2 separate regions of the Homo sapiens genome follow, and region 2 is linked to region 1. Evidence: read pairs that join two places in POLR2A ChIA-PET (ENCODE). Cell type or tissue: Panc1. All regions are shown on one strand. Each heading gives the region's core, and the rest is flanking DNA. Links, peaks and the distances in the headings are about the cores only.

Region 1 (8,336 bases), core at 296-8,295:
CTTGAGGCCAGGAATTCGTGACCAGCCTGAGCAACATAGCAAAAGCCCATCTCTGCAAAAAAACAAAAAAAAAAAACATAAAAAATGAGCCAGGGCTGGGGCGGTGGCTCACACCTGTAATCCCAGCACTTTGGGAGGCTGAGGTGAGTGGATTACCTGAGGTTAGTAGTTTGAGGCCAGCTTGGCCAACATGGTGAAATCCCGTCTCTACTAAAAAAGCAAAAATTAGCCAGGTCTGATGGTGGGTGCCTGTAGTCCCAGCTACTTGGGAGGCCAAGGCAGGAGAGTTGTTTGAACCTGGGAGGCAGAGGTTGCAGTGAGCCAAGGTCGTGCCACTGCACTCCAGCCTGGGTGATGGAGTGAGACTCCATCTCAAAAAAAAAAACAAAAAACAAAAAAAAAGGCCGGGCATGGTGGCTCACGCCTGTAATCCCAGCACTTTGGGAGGCCAAGGCAGGCGGATCATGAGGTCTGAAGTTCGAGACCATGCTGGCCAACATGGTGAAACCCTGTCTCTACTAAAAATACAAAAAAAGAGCCAGGTGTGGTGGCACGCACCTGTAGTCCCAGCTACTCGGGAGGCTGAGGCAGGAGTATCGCTTGAACCCGGGAGGCAGAGGTTGCAGTGAGCCCAGATTGCACCACTGCACTCCAGCCTGGTAACAGAGCGAGACTCTGAGAAAGAAAGAGAGAAAGAGAGAAGGAGAGCAGGAGGGAGGGAAGGAAGGAAGGAAGGAAGGAAGGAAGGAAGGAAGGAAGGAAGGAAAAAAAAGAACGAAAGAAAGAAGGAAGGAAGGAAGGAAAGAAAGAAAGGGCTTTGACTAGTTTGCTGCTAAAGTCCCAACCAGCTGTATAAAGTGCTCCAAGTGAATAGAAAACATACTTATCTCACTGCACAAGGGTTATTTGCCCTGGCTGTCAACCTTCCTCTCTGACTAATCCTTCTTCTTCTGTCCTTGCTGTCCCTAAACATAGCAGTCCCCAAGGGATCCATACAAGCCCCTTTCTCTTTTACTACAGCATTTTCTCTCCGTGTGATCTCACCCACTCTCATCCCTTGATAGACTTCCCTCTCTTCAGATGCCTCTGCAGAGGAAAGTGTCCTCCACAGAGCCCTCCTGGACCTATGAAGTTATTACTTTATCTATTTATTTATTTATTTATTTATTTATTTATTTTTGAGACGGAGTCTCACCTGTGGCCCAGGCTGGAGTGCAATGGCACGATCTCGGCTCACTGCAACCTCCGCCTCCTGGGTTCAAGCAATTCTCCTGCCTCAGCCTCCTGAGTGGCTGGGATTACAGGCATGCACCACCATGCCTGGCTAATTTTGTATTTTTAGTAGAGACAGGGTTTCACTATGTTGGCCAGGCTGGTCTTGAACTCCAGACCTCAGGTGATCTGCCTGCCTCGGCCTCCCAAAGTGTGGGGATTACAGGCATAAATCACTGCACCTGGCCTATGAAGTTATTACTAATCTCTCCATCCTTTGTACTCCCATAGAATCCATCCCTTTGGTTTGGCAGTTGCATTAGCTAGTTGTGGATGAGTCTCTCTGTCCCCTCCCTCCACCCTCACCGTAAGACTCTGAGCTCCCATTGGGCAGGAATTGTATATTTCATTGCACTTTGTACCCCTCATAAAACCCAACACAGAATAGGCCTCAAACAAGTAAATGTTTGTCGACTTCAGTCTAATTGAAGGGCATAGAATTTCAGAGAAAATCTTAAAGGCAGCATACATAAGAAAAAGTTAGGAAACACTAGGTAACTGCAAAGTGCAATGTGTTAGCTGTGCATTCCAGGGAGGGAGGAACAAACAACCAACCTTGTTTGCTCTTGGCCTGTCAGGTGCAGGGGAAGCAGGAGGGGCAGGGGAGGGGAGAGCAGGTGTGGGCTGGAGCTGAGACAGCCCAGGCAGGGGGTAGGGGGAGGTGGTATGGGGCCTCCCCAAGGCAGCTCTGGGGCCCTCTGACCCTGCAAGCTGGGCTTGACTTAGGGCACGTTGCATGGCAGCCCTCCATCCAGGTCCAACAAACTCCATCATCACCATTTAGCACCTTTCTTCTGCATGAAAAAGCTTCCCTTTGGAAAGACAAGGAAGAAGAAAAGAGAGAGAAAGAGAAAGGAAGGAATAGAGGGAAGGACAAAGAGAGGGGAGGGAAAAGAGAGAGAGAGAAAGAAAGAAAGAGAGATGAAGACCCTGCAAAAGGAGAGTGAAAAAGGAGAAAAGGGACAAGGATTCACAGGGTGTTGGGAAAGGGCAGCAAAGGGGCTTCCTAACACATCTTCCCCAGTGACTCTGAGATCTCAACCAGTGCTCAAAACGTTCTTCTTCCCTCAATCCAGAGAAGGAAACTCATTCTCTACTTAAGTGAGATAACCCAAGTGCAAAGCTTAAGTGATCTGTAAATATTACCCATTATTATTATTACCATTTTTCCCTCCTTCTCCTCCTTGCTACCCAGCTCACTTGCATATTAATGGGTTTAGACAAAAAAAAGGAAGGAAAATCCTTTAGTGGGGAAAGAGGGTTGGGAAGTGGGGAAGAATTTGGCTGGAGGACAGCTCGAGAGCTCCTGGACAAATTTATTTGTTCTTTTTAAATATTTTTATTTTAGTTTGGCCAACTGAGTCCCTGGCATGGACTAGGCCCTGAGGATACAGCAGGTCACAAGGGCCATGTGAATTTTTACAGTGTCTTAGAAATCAATAAGGTAATATCAATTACAATTTAAAAATATAAACTCTTACAGGTTTCTGTCCATTAATACTATTCAGGGATCTTTTTGTATAGAAATAAAAGAGCCAGTACACAATATATATTTAAAATAATGTTTCTTACCAGTTCTGTTTGTAGGGCAGAAGCAGAAAACAACCTGAATGCCTTTCAACAGAAGAAAGGTTGAATAAATTGTGGCACACCCATACTGTGGAACATTAAGCAGACACTAAAAAGAATGAGTTAGGTCTAAACTGGGTAGCTTGGAGGAATTTCCACAATTAAGTGAGAAAAAGAAAACTGATTGTTCAAGGTTGAGCGCCAAAATTAATTTCATCAGAAAATCCTGGATTGCTTCTAGGCACTGGAGATCTAGGGAATGCTTAAGTTGCCTCCAGGCTTTTGCTACTATAAAAGGTGCTACAATGTACATCCTTATACAGGAATCTTTGAAAAGGAATCTTTTGACATTTTAGTAGCTATTGCAAATTATTCTCCTGGCTGGGCTCAGCGGCTCACTCCTGTGATCCCAGCACTTTGGGAGGCTGAGGCAGGCGAATCGCTTGAGCCCAGGAGTTCAAGACTACGCTGGGTAACATAGTGAGGCCCCATCTCTATTAAAAAAAAAAAAAATCCCAGCACTTTGGGAGGCCAAGGCAGGCGAATCACTTGAGCTCAGGAGTTTGAGAACAGCCTGGGCAACATGGCAAGACCCCATCTCTACTAAAACTATAAAAAAATAGCTGGGCACAGTGGCACGTGCCTGTGGTCCCAGCTACTCAGGAGGCAGAGGTAGGAGGATGGCTTCAGCCCAGAGGGTGGAGGTTGCAGTGAGCTGAGATCACCCACTGCACTCCAGCCTGGGTGTCAGGGCAAGACCCTGTCTCCAACAACAACAACAACAACAACAAAAAGAAAGAAAGAAAGAAAGAAAGAAAGAAAGAAAGAAAGAAAGAAAGAAAGAAAGAAGGAAAGAAAGAAAGGAAAAGAAAAGAAAAGAAAAAGGTTTTAAATTTTAAAAATTTCTCCAAAAATTTGAACTAATTTACATGCTTCCCTGTAATATATGAGAGGGCCTATTTCCCTTCATTTTCACCAACACTGGATATTATTAATCTTTTTAATCTTGGGACTCAAATAGTCAAAAATATCATTTATTATATTTATATAAATTTAAGCATCTTAATGTGCTTATAATCTTTTAAACACATTGAGCATCTTTTAATGTGGTTATATCTATTTGTATGTCTTCTGTGACTTATGTTGCTCATTTTTCTTTGGGGCTATCTGCCTTTATTGACTTGTAAGAACTTTTTTTTTTTTTGAGATAGAGTCTCACTCTTGTTCCCCGGGCTGGAGTGCAGTGGCGCAATCTCAGCTCACTGCAACCTCCGCCTCCTGGGTTCAAGCAATTCTCCTGTATCAGCCTTCCAAGTAACTGGGATTACAGGCACCCACCACAATGCCTGCCTAATTTTTATATTTTTAGTAGAGATGGAGTTTCGCCATGTTGGTCTTGCTGATCTTGAACTGACCTCAGGTGATCTGCCCACCTCGGCCTCTCAAAGTGCTGGTACTACAGGCATGAGCCACTGTGCCCAGCTTTTAAGAATTTTTTTATGCTAGGGAAATTTGTCTATCAACTGGCTCTTCTTTTGTGACATTTTCTCAAATTGTATTTTGTCTTTTAAAAAACACAGTGGGAAGGGGGCAAGGGGGCAAGGGGCAGGGGGCAGCTGGGCTAGGTGGCTCAAGACTATAATCCCAGCCCTTTGGGCTGAGGCAAGAGGATTGCCTGAGGCCAGGAGTTTGAGATCAGCCTGGGCAACATGGCAATGTCCCATCACTACAAAAAAACTTTTTTTTTTAATATTTATTTATTTATTTAGAAATGGAGTCTCACTCTATCACCCAGGCTGGAGTGCAGTGGTGCAATCTTGGCTCATTGCAACCTCCATCTCCTGAGTTCAAGCGATTCTCCTGCCTCAGCCTCCTGAGTAGCTGAGATTTTAGGCACCCACCACCACACCTAGCTAATTTTTGTATTTTTTGTAGAGACGGGGTTTCACCATGTTGGCCAGGCTAGTCTGGAACTCCTGACTTCAAGTGATCTGCCTACCTCGGCCTCCCAAAGTGCTGGGATTATAGACGTGAGCCACTGGGCCTGGCCAAAAATTTTTTTTTAAATACAGAGGGGTAGGAAAAAAATATGAAACATTTCAAGCCTATAGACAAGTATAGAGAATAATAAAAAGAATATCCATATACCCACCACTACTCAGTTTCATCAAACATTTTTACTATGGTTGTTTTGTGTTAAGAAATAAAACAATACAGAAAGTTGACAGCCCAAGTGACCCTCCCTAATCCTACTCCCTTCTCCCTACCCGGAGCTCATCTTTATTTTGATTGTCATGTTTATCATGCCTAAGAATGCCTTTAGACTTTTACCAAGGTATTTATGTTTTATGTTATACATGGTTAAACTTTTTTTTTTTTTTTTTTGAGACAGAGTCTCACTCTGTTGCCCAGGCTGGAGTGGAGTGGCCCGATCTCAGCTCACTGCAACCTCCACCTCCTGGGTTCAAGCAATTCTTCTGCCTCAGCCTCCCAAATAGCTGGGACTACAGATGCATGCCACCATGCCCGGCTAATTTTTGTATTTTTAGTAGAGACGGGGTTTCACCATATTGGCCAGACTGGTCTTGAACTCCTGACCTCGTGATCTGCCCACCTTGGCCTCCCAAAGTGCTGGGATAACCGCGCCTGGCCGGTTAAACCTTATTATAAATTTGTTGTGTCAACTTAGCTAAGCTGGAACTACATTTCCCGGAATTTCCTTCCCTGAATGGTTTTGGGCATGATGCTTAGGACACAGAAGTGAAGCAGCAGCCGTGTTTAGCAGTGCAGAGCAGGTGCTATGGCAGCTCACACGCATTATGGCAGATCTACTGGCTCGTTTTGCAGATGGAGGCCACAGCTGGGCGTGTAGGTCCTTCAGCTCCCACCAGACCCTCTTCTGTTTTCCCAGCTCCTGAGCCGAGTATGTGCTTAGTTTCAGAATGAAGGACACCAGACTTCCTTGCAAGTCACCTGCATTAACAAAATGAGAGGCTTGGAGGTGGTGTGAGACTGAGGCAGGTTTTAGCTCATTCTTGCCCTTCTTCCTGGGTTCCAGTTTGTCCTAATTTTCCCACTTCACATCCATCTTTCCTTCCCCAATGCCTGCCTGTGGACTTTAGTCCCAGACCCAGACAAAGAAGTAACATCCTCACAGAGAGCTATTACCAGTTCCCACAGTTGTGTAAGGTCAAATTCCCATAATAAAATCCTTTATTCTTTGGGGTTGAGTATGATGAAAAAAAAAAATCCTTTATTCTGTTAGGCACAGTGGTGTGCACCTGTAATCTCAGCTACTCAGGAGGCTGAGGCAAGAGAATCATTGAGTCCAGGAGTTCAAGATGTGCCTGGGCAACAGAGCAAGATCCCCATCTCAAAAAAAAAAATCCTTTATTCTTTGTCACTCCTAGGGGTCCTGCTTCTCCGATTGGATCATGACTAATAGAGAATCTGCTACTGGACATGGTTCCAAGAATAACAGAACCTTAGTGGGTGATGGGTTCAGTCTGGGTCATCTAGAATTGATTCTGTGACCTAAATAGATTTAAAGGCATAAATAACCCTTACCAGAGGTTGTCAGGGGTAAAGAGATCACTGGTTCTTCATGGTATGCCATAGGAAAAAAAGTTATTTATTTATTTAATTTTAATTTTAATTTTAATTTATTTATTTTTGAGACAGAGTCTGACACTCTTGTTGCCTAGGCTGGAGTGCAATGGCAAGATCTCGGCTCAGTGCAACCTTTGCCTCCTGGGTTCAAGCGATTCTCCTGCCTTAGCCTCTCAAGTAGCTGAGAATACCGGCACCCAGCCCCACGACCGGCTAATTTTTGTATTTTTAGTAGAGATGGGGTTTCACCATGTTGGCCAGGCTGGTCTCGAACTGACCTCAGGTGATCTGCCCGCCTCGGCCTCCCAAAGTGCTGGGATTACAGGTGTGAGCCACTGCACTCAGCCAAAAAAGTTATTTAAATGATCACTTGCAGACACTGTAATCAGGTGTCTATAGAAGTCAAATCTTTGATTGACCAAATGTTTGCTTGAATATAACAATTATGATGACATTGGTGAGTTGTTTCTAAGTGCCCTGAAGAATTTAGGGAAAGAATATGAGGAGTCGGGATTTTGAATTCCCATCTCAAGGTCCATGGAAAGGACCTGAAAGTTTTGTGGCTGTCCTATGATGTAAATTATGTTCCCAACCTCTCAGGTCTCTTCTGCTAAAAATTGTGTCATTGATTGGGAAGAAGAGAGACTGTAAAAATTGCGATGAAGATATATATGGCCAGGTTCCAACAAATCTGAGCCCCTAAATTCTGCTGAATCTCTTTTCACAGTAGAAGTAACTTTCCACTCTTATCTGAAAAAGTGAATCTCAGCTAGGCGCAGTGGCTCATGCCTGTAATCCCAGCATTTTGGGAGGCTGAGGCAGGAGGATTGCTTAAGCCCATGAGCTCAAGACCTGCCTGTGCAACTCTGTCTCTACAAAAAATTTAAAAAATTAGCCAATGGTTTCTTTGGTTTCAAAAAGAACTAAAAATAACAAAACCAAAAAAAAAAAAAACAGGAAAGAAAAAGAAAAATTAGCTGGGCATGAGGCAGGAGGATCCATTTAGCCCAGGAGTTCAAGGTTACAATGAGATATGATCACATCACTTCACTCCAGCCTGGGTGACAGAGCAAGACCCTGTCTCAAAAAAAAGAAGTGAATCTCCCCTTGCCTGAAGGTCTTGTAATGGCCTTCCTTGAAGTGGTGGCCCTCTGGATTTACCTCCACTGCCTCTCATTGCTGGTAGACTCAAGTTCAAACAGGCTACAGAGAATGAAGTACAAAGCCTTTCCCATGAGACAGTGGTATGATACACACCAAAACAATTTCATGATGTTGCCAATTTACATATACAGAAACCTGGGGAAATGTATGGACATGGATCCCAAAGGTGTGAGATGAGGACAGAAGAAATATAAAGTCATATTAGGCTGAATCTATTTATAAGGGCCAACTAAGCAGAGATTCCTGATTCAATGTCCTAGCTTGAGTGAGTCTAACAGTTTGTTCAGTTGGTTGATATCAACTTCTAGATGAAGTTGGCACACTGTAGAAGAGGTATCAAATGGCTAAGGAAGGCTAGAATGCTAGGGTAGACTTGCCATGGAAGACCTATTTACCTGCCCCTGTAATATGTGCCCAGGTTAGTTCTAGAAGACACTTCCTTCATCAAGCCTATGAGAAATGCATTCAAGAGGAAAGCCCTGATATCCTTGAAGAACTCGATGGTGGCTATTCTCTGTAGGCCCGAAATGACGGAGGGAACTTATGCTATCAAGCTGGGCTCCCAAAATTCAATGGGGATGATGTGACAAGTAGGTGTGGTTACCATAATGGCTCATGAAAAATGTGAACATGGCGAGAGGGATGGAGGTTGGACAGGGGCTTAGTAACATGGATTTCCATTCCCTAAAACCAATCTGACTACAGCCATTGCTGAGTGCCCA
Region 2 (8,336 bases), core at 247-8,246, 260 kb after region 1:
CCTGGACCAGCTGACCAGAAGACTGGAATAAACATCCTGCCCTCTAATTCCTACCCACAGAGAGAGCACTCTGTCATTTCTTATGAGCAGGAGTTGCCAGATCTTACTGAAGTAACTTTGAAAGCAATAGGGGTTCCTGGGCCTGCTGACCAGAAGACTGGGATACAAATAGCATCCTCTAGTTCCTACTCAAATAGAGAGAAGGCCAGTATTTTTCATCAGCAGGAGTTGCCAGATGTTACTGAAGAAGCTTTAAATGTTTTTGTTGTTCCTGGACAAGGTGACCGGAAGACTGAGATACCAACAGTACCTTTAAGTTACTACTCACGTAGAGAGAAGCCCAGTGTTATCTCTCAACAGGAGTTGCCAGACAGTCATCTCACAGAAGAGGCTCTGAAAGTTTCACCTGTTTCTATACCAGCAGAGCAGAAGACTGGGATACCAATAGGACTGTCTAGTTCCTACTCACATTCACATAAAGAGAAACTCAAGATTTCAACTGTGCATATACCAGATGACCAGAAAACTGAGTTTCCAGCAGCTACCCTTAGTTCCTACTCACAAATAGAGAAGCCCAAGATTTCAACTGTGATTGGACCAAATGACCAGAAGACTCCATCCCAGACAGCTTTTCATAGTTCCTATTCTCAAACAGTAAAGCCCAATATTTTATTTCAACAGCAGTTGCCAGATAGAGATCAAAGTAAAGGTATTCTAAAGATTTCAGCTGTCCCTGAACTAACTGATGTGAATACTGGAAAACCAGTATCTCTCTCTAGTTCTTATTTTCACAGAGAGAAATCGAATATTTTCAGTCCACAGGAATTGCCAGGTAGTCATGTAACTGAAGATGTGCTGAAGGTTTCAACAATTCCTGGACCAGCTGGCCAGAAAACAGTATTACCAACAGCTCTTCCTAGTTCCTTTTCACATCGAGAGAAACCAGATATTTTCTATCAAAAGGATTTGCCAGATAGACATCTAACTGAAGATGCTCTAAAGATCTCAAGTGCTCTTGGGCAAGCTGATCAAATTACCGGATTACAAACAGTTCCCTCTGGTACTTACTCACATGGTGAGAATCACAAGCTTGTTTCAGAACATGTCCAAAGGCTAATAGATAATTTGAATTCTTCTGACTCCAGTGTTAGCTCAAATAATGTGCTTTTAAATTCTCAGGCTGATGACAGAGTTGTAATAAATAAACCAGAATCTGCAGGTTTTAGAGATGTTGGCTCTGAAGAAATCCAGGATGCAGAAAATAGTGCTAAAACTCTTAAGGAAATTCGGACACTTTTGATGGAGGCAGAAAATATGGCACTGAAACGATGCAATTTTCCTGCTCCCCTTGCCCGTTTCAGAGATATTAGTGATATTTCATTTATACAATCTAAGAAGGTGGTTTGCTTCAAAGAACCCTCTTCCACGGGTGTATCTAATGGTGATTTGCTTCACAGACAGCCATTCACAGAGGAAAGCCCAAGCAGCAGGTGCATACAGAAGGATATTGGCACACAGACGAATTTGAAATGCCGGAGAGGCATTGAAAATTGGGAGTTTATTAGTTCAACTACAGTTAGAAGTCCTCTACAGGAAGCAGAGAGCAAAGTCAGTATGGCATTAGAAGAAACTCTTAGGCAATATCAAGCAGCCAAATCTGTAATGAGGTCTGAACCTGAAGGGTGTAGTGGAACCATTGGGAATAAAATTATTATCCCTATGATGACTGTCATAAAAAGTGATTCAAGTAGTGATGCCAGTGATGGAAATGGTTCCTGCTCGTGGGACAGTAATTTACCAGAGTCTTTGGAATCAGTTTCTGATGTTCTTCTAAACTTCTTTCCATATGTTTCACCCAAGACAAGTATAACAGATAGCAGGGAGGAAGAGGGTGTGTCAGAGAGTGAGGATGGTGGTGGTAGCAGTGTAGATTCACTGGCTGCACATGTGAAAAACCTTCTGCAATGTGAATCCTCACTGAATCATGCTAAAGAAATACTCAGAAATGCAGAGGAAGAGGAAAGCCGGGTACGAGCACATGGTAAGAAGAAAGTTTCAGGCTTATAAACGTTATAGTTTAATAATGTGTTTAAAGTTAGATATTTATGTTTTGAGGAAGCTTAGCCAATGAAAAATACAAGCAAGATCAAGAAAAAAAATGAAGTTAGATATTTGGAGTTCTAAATGTATTTTCCAATAGAATTGTTAGAATGACTATATTTCTTCTAACAATCCATAAAAAGCCTATTTAACCAATAATGTAGTTAAGTTACAGTATTAATAGTACCAGCCTGAGTTTACGTTCTTGTTCTTAGGAGAAGTAGATTCTGATGTATGACAGAGAGTAAAGAGGTCGCTTGGGCTCCTGAGCTCCTAAAGCTATCACGTTTCTCTAATCCTCCCATTATAGTATCCTTATTCTGAAGGCAGAAAGAGCCTCCAATTTGCTGTGCTCTAAATTGCTTTTTGTCCTAAAACTACATATATTTTCTCTTTCCCTTTTCTAATAGAACTCTTGGTGTTGATCTCAGACATTTGAAAAAAAAATCAATGTATTTTATACTAAAACTTGGGTTAGAGGTTTAAAAGAGAATATTTACAAATCTCATTAATTTCTAATAGAATTCCATTAAAAACAAAAATCTGTAAGACAATATGGGGAATATATTTTGGGAGGCAATTTAAAAGCAATTTAGGCCTACCTAGAAATCGTCCCTTGAGGTTAACTTCCTACGCTGTTCCCTGCACATTTTTATTCTACAAAAAAACCTCCAAGTTGTATTTATTACTTTTAAATATCAGCTGTCATGGAATTATGAGTAATTGTAGCAGGAACTAAAGGGAGAGGTAAAGAAACTCATGATTAAAAGGAGGATTAAGATAAATATGATTGATTACCCGATTTAAAGTGGCTTTTTTGTAGAATTATCTATAGAGCATGACTTAAGAAAATCAGACTTTGCAGTGAAAGGATCTCTGTCAAGAATTTCTAATAGGTTGTCATAATTGAGAAGAAGACATACTAAGCATTGCAGTGGGTATTAAATTGCATATATTGATGATCTTCTGTGTTGCAATTGTTGACAAATTATCACTTTTGCATTGTATTATCTCAAGTGTATGCTTTCTCTCCAGCCTGGAATATGAAGTTCAATTTAGCACATGATTGTGGATACTCCATTTCAGAATTAAATGAAGATGACAGGAGGAAAGTAGAAGAGATCAAGGCAGAGTTATTTGGTCATGGAAGAACAACTGACTTGTCCAAGGTATAAAAGAAATCTGGAAATGAAGAAAGTAAATATGAAAGAATGGGTGATGGAATTAGGATCTCTTACTTGGGCATCAGTTGAGTTGCTGATAATATTTGGCTAAAGCCTTTTTTGGTTTTGTTTTTGAGACAGTCTTGCTCTGTTGCCCAGGCTGAAGTGCAGCAGTGCAATCACAGGTCACTGCAGCCCTGAACTCTTAGACTCAAGGAATCCTCCCACCTCAGCCTCTCAGGTAGCTGGGACCACATGTGTGTACCGCCCTGCTCGGCTAATTTTTAAATTTTTGGCAGAGACAGGGTCTCTACGTTGCCCAGGCTGGTCTTGAACGCTTGGATTCAAGCGATCCTCTTGCCTTGGCCTCCCAAAATGCTGGGATTACAGGCATGAGCCACTGTGCCTAGGCAGGCATCTTAATTTTTCAAAAGTTAAGATATAAGTATTAGATTCTTACAGTCTAGATATGTTGTTTTTATTGATTCCAAATTCATATTTTGAAAAATTTATCTTCTTAGAAAAATAAGAACTGATTTGCTTGTTTTATCAATTTTTTTTTTAAGAACAGAGAAGACTAAATGTCACCCTTATTTTCTCTTGAAAGTGGTATCTTGAAATCCAGCTATTTTCAAATGTTTATTTTAAATACTTGAGTACACAGCTATAATAGCTTATGTATAAATGGCTTTCATTTTAATAGTACATATTTTCCTTCTATTAACTATTTCATATGTAGAAAAGAGCATATATGAATCATTTATGTAAAGAATAGCAGCAAGTAAAAATAATTCCCATATATTTACTATCGAGCTTGAGAAATAGAACATTACCAAATACTGTTGAAGTTCTTTGTTTCTCCTTTCCCAGTCATATCTTTTTTATTTCTTATTTTGATATATAATGATTTTCCTTCTCTTCAGTATGGTTTTGAACTCTAAGATGGAATCAATATGATACATATTCTTTTGAGAACTAGGTGTTTCACACAGTGTTAGGGTTTTGAGCTGCTTCTATGTAGATGTGCAGAGTTTTCATTTGTTCCTTATTACTGTACAGTATTCCAGTGTGTGATTACATGATAATTTATTCTTTCTCCTGTGGATAAGGCATTTTGTCTGCTATTTTGCATAGTAATAGGGTATAATAATGCCTATCGTAGAGGGTTTTGGTGTGGATTATGTGAGATAATGCCTATAAAATGCTTAGTAGAACGTGTGATGTCTAGTTAGTACTCAGTAACTGGCAGCTATTATTACTATTATTAATCCTGAAAGAATTGATATAGCTATCATGCAAGGATTTCATGGCCTGATTCATACAAAGTTTCTTAGAAAACTATTCTCCAGTGATATAGTTTATTTGGATTATCTCAATTTTGGAAAAGTTTGAAAAGTACAAATTAGATTGGATTTTAGGTTTTACGTATATGCTTGTGAAAAACAAAATTGACAAAATAATAAGAATAATAAAATGGGCAATTGGTTGTCTTAGCACCATTTGTATATATGCTGCCAAAGTGAGCACTATCCTAGCATCATTTGTTTAAAATTACATAGTTTTCTCAGTGATCTGTGTTTCCCTATTTTTAAAAATTATTTTCTTGCGTTCATATTTCCAGATCCCTCAGCAAGCAAGTTGCCTTCCTTTGGGTAGACTCTGGTTTGTCTGTGTTTTTCTTAAAATAAGGTGTCCTGAATTAGATGAAACACAATTTCACTTCTGATCTGACCAGCATGAAGTATATTCAGTAATTCTCTTTCTGTCAATGTACTGTGAGATCTTTAATGGTCACAGCATAATTGGGCATTAAAAAAAACCATGTACTGCTTTCAAAACTTAAAGCTGTAGGAAAAAAGCAAAGCAAAACAAACCAAACAAAAACCATGAACTGCTGCCAAGATTCCTATTCTCATTTCTTGTATCTATATAATACTTTTTTAAAAATCTTCTTATTTTTGAGACAGAGTCTCACTTTATTGCCCAGGCTGGACTGCAGTGGCATGATCTTGGCTCACTGCAACTTCTACATCCCAGGTTCAAGTGATTCTCCTGCCTCAGCCTCCCGGGTAGCTGGGATTACAGCTGTGTGAGTGGCGCATGACACCACATCCAGCTGATCTTTGTATTTTTAGTAGAGATGGGGTTTCACTATGTTGGCCAGGCTGGTCTTGAACTCCTGACCTCAAGTGATCCGCCTGCCTCGGCCTCCCAAAATGCTGGGATTACAGGCCATTACGCCTCGCCCTATGTAATACTTTTTAACTCTCCTGTATTTCTTTTTATTGCTTTTATATCAGTGTTCAAGCCTATTGGAATGATTTTTAATCAAATTTGATCATTTATTTTATTAAAATATCCCTTTCAGCTTTGTGCCATTTATATATTTGATAAGTATTTTTATCCAAATTAGCAATAAAAATGTTTACTAAGGGCTATGGATAAAAAGTCTAAAACTTTTGGCTGGGCGCGGTGGCTCATGCCTGTAATCCTAGCACTTTGGGAAGCCAAGGTGGGTGGATCACTTGAGGTCAGGAGTTCGAGACCAGCCTGGCCGACGTGGTGAAACCCCGTCTCTACTAAAAATACAAAAATTACCTGGGTGTCATGGTGCATGCCTGTAATCCTAGCTACTCGGGAAGCTGAGGCAGGAGAATTGCTTGAACCTGGGAGGTGGAGATTGTAGTGAGCCGAAGATTGTGCCAGTGCACTCCAGCCTAGGCGACAGAGGGAGACTTTGTCTCAAAAAAAAAAAAAAAAAAAAGGTCTAAAACTTTTGAATAAGATTACTCTCACACCTATTTTGAGTACTTCACTATACTGTCATTCAACCATCTTGTGTTTCACCATCTTATGATTGACTTTTTTCAGTCTATTAACTGAGTAGTTGCGAAATAGTGTTTGTCTAGATATGCCTTGTCCTTAGGGAACCCATATTGGCCACACTGTGTACGGTTTTGGACCTTTTATTTTTTTAACTTAAATATATTAGGATTTCCCTTTAAAACTTCTCTAAAAGCATAATTTCACAGGTATGTAATATCCCATTGTATGAACATAACAATTTATTCACTACCCTACTGTTGGACATTTATTCATTCATTCCAAAAATACATATTGAATGCCTGATATGCGCCATCCTCATCTATAGCCTGAGGACACACCACTGAACAAAATAGACAAACATTTCTTCATCATGAGCTTACATTAAGGAAGAGTATATGAATAACAACCAAACAAGTAAAATAAATGTCAGATGGTGGGATAAGAGCCAGGGAGACAAAGCAGAATGGTCAACACAGAACCTGAGAAAGAGGTATTGAATTAAATATCTGAGTAAGGTGAGAAAGTAAGGCAGTTAACAGTGACAAGAGCATTCCAGACAGAAATAGCATGCACACAGTTGCTGAGGTAAAGTGTGTGAAAGGAAAGGGAGTGTTAAAGGAAAGGGAGGAGGCCAGTGTGTTTGGAGAGTGAGAGTGAAAGGGAGAAGACTAGATTGTGGAAGGCAGTGGTTCTTGACGGGTAGTAAATGCCTCCCAAAGAGATATTTTGGAAAATTATGTGATTTTTCTTGGGTCATCACTGTAATTGGGGATTGTTTCTGGAATGCAGTAGATAGGTGTCAGGTATGTTACTATTTCTATAATGTACAAGACAGTTCCACACAATGAAGAGTTGTCCCTTGTCACATACAGCTTTTGAATGTCCCTGTAGATATTAATGTTGATGAAAAACCTGTTATAAATTACTTCAGTGTTTGTCATGTTTTAAATGATTTTTTTTTTAGTATAGGGTGTTTCTTCTGTTTTTTCTTTCTTTCATGACTGACATTTTTGAAGAGTACAACCTAGTTACTTTGCAGATTTCCCTCAAATTGAATTTATCTGGTGTTTTATCATGATTTGATTCAGATTTGATTTTTATGTAGGAAAGCCACAGAAGTGATGTGCTTTTCATGCTTGTCAGGAGGCACATTATGTTGATTTGTCTCAATACTTGTAATGTTAACTCATACCACTTAGTTAAGGTGGTATCTGCTGGTTTGTGTGTTTTACATATTAATTAATAAGTTAATAAATATTAGGGAGAGATTCTTTGAGACTGTAAATATCTCTAGTTTAGGATCTAGTGTTTATACTTGCCTGAATAATTTATTAATAAAATAGCTTTAATTTGGTTATTGAAAAAAATTCCATCATTGCTTCAACATTTCATTGGAGTTCTGTGGTAAGTTAAAAGTGTCCCTTCTCCATTTATTTATTTATATCATTATGGACTCTTGGATTTTTCGTTTACTCAAAGGGTCACAACCTATCACTATCATTGTTTATTTTGATACTCAAATTATCCCACACTTGCCCACTGGAACCATTTTAAGCTGGTTCCTGTGTGTTCTTATGATCCCATCATTTCATGAGCATTCACCCACTTTCTGAGCTAGGAAGACACTCTAGGAATATCTTATATTTTCTTTTCACCAACCCTAGAGCTGTCCATTTCTCCAAGGGGCGCTGGTTCTTTTTAGCAGAGAGTGGCATGTAGAAACTAAGATCTGTATGCTTGGTGTGCTTATTGATACTATGATGCTGTTGCCTTTATGCCCTTTCAGCAGACAATGTGTGTGTACATAATTACACGCACCCCCCTCTCCCCTGTAGGCCTGTTTCCTTATCTATTACTTTTATTATAAAATGAGAGCTGAGTTTATACTAGTACATCCAATTCCATTCCAGTACTACAGGGTTATTCTAGCCTTTTTTTCTTTCTTTATTTGTAACTCACTTCCCTGATAGTAAGAAACTTGGCTCCCATTATCCTCCATATATTTACTTGTTTAAACTCCCTTGTATGTTTCTCCCTCAGCCCCACTGCTCTTCATGCCTGCAACAGATTGAATTTCTTTCCCAGCCCCAACTCTTTCAACCCACAAGTTTTATATGTAATATAATTATTATTATACCATTCCAGATATTTTTAAATTTCCATTATGATTTCTTTCAACAATGAATGGTGATATATTAGGATGATACCTTCAGTGTGCTGAAAGAAAATAAATTATATCTATCTAGA

The links. ChIA-PET counts read pairs that join two places held together with the same protein. Peaks named below come from ENCODE experiments on the same cell type or tissue, not always from the same donor. Only the 100,000 strongest peaks of a DNase experiment are listed, where the experiment ranks them.
Region 2: POLR2A ChIA-PET joins it to region 1 with 12 read pairs; 2 of 35 experiments call an interaction of 5 or more read pairs at or near these places.

Annotation. Positions count from the first base shown.
Region 1 is chr2:73,190,097-73,198,432 of GRCh38, forward strand. No RefSeq gene overlaps it. Among named protein-coding and RNA genes, the nearest start is that of NOTO, 8.3 kb to the right of the region's middle. RefSeq lists a silencer at 4,704-4,873. In Panc1, for the core only: no CTCF peak of the experiment used is centred there; no DNase peak of the experiment used is centred there; H3K27me3 peaks cover 1,102 bases.
Region 2 is chr2:73,452,027-73,460,362 of GRCh38, forward strand. It overlaps ALMS1 (ALMS1 centrosome and basal body associated protein), which reads left to right. Exons shown (of 23, transcript NM_001378454.1): 8 at 1-2,041; 9 at 3,136-3,269. ALMS1-IT1 (ALMS1 intronic transcript 1) reads left to right here and starts at 5,077. Exons shown (of 2, transcript NR_046762.1): 1 at 5,077-5,300; 2 at 5,915-7,456. In Panc1, for the core only: no CTCF peak of the experiment used is centred there; no DNase peak of the experiment used is centred there.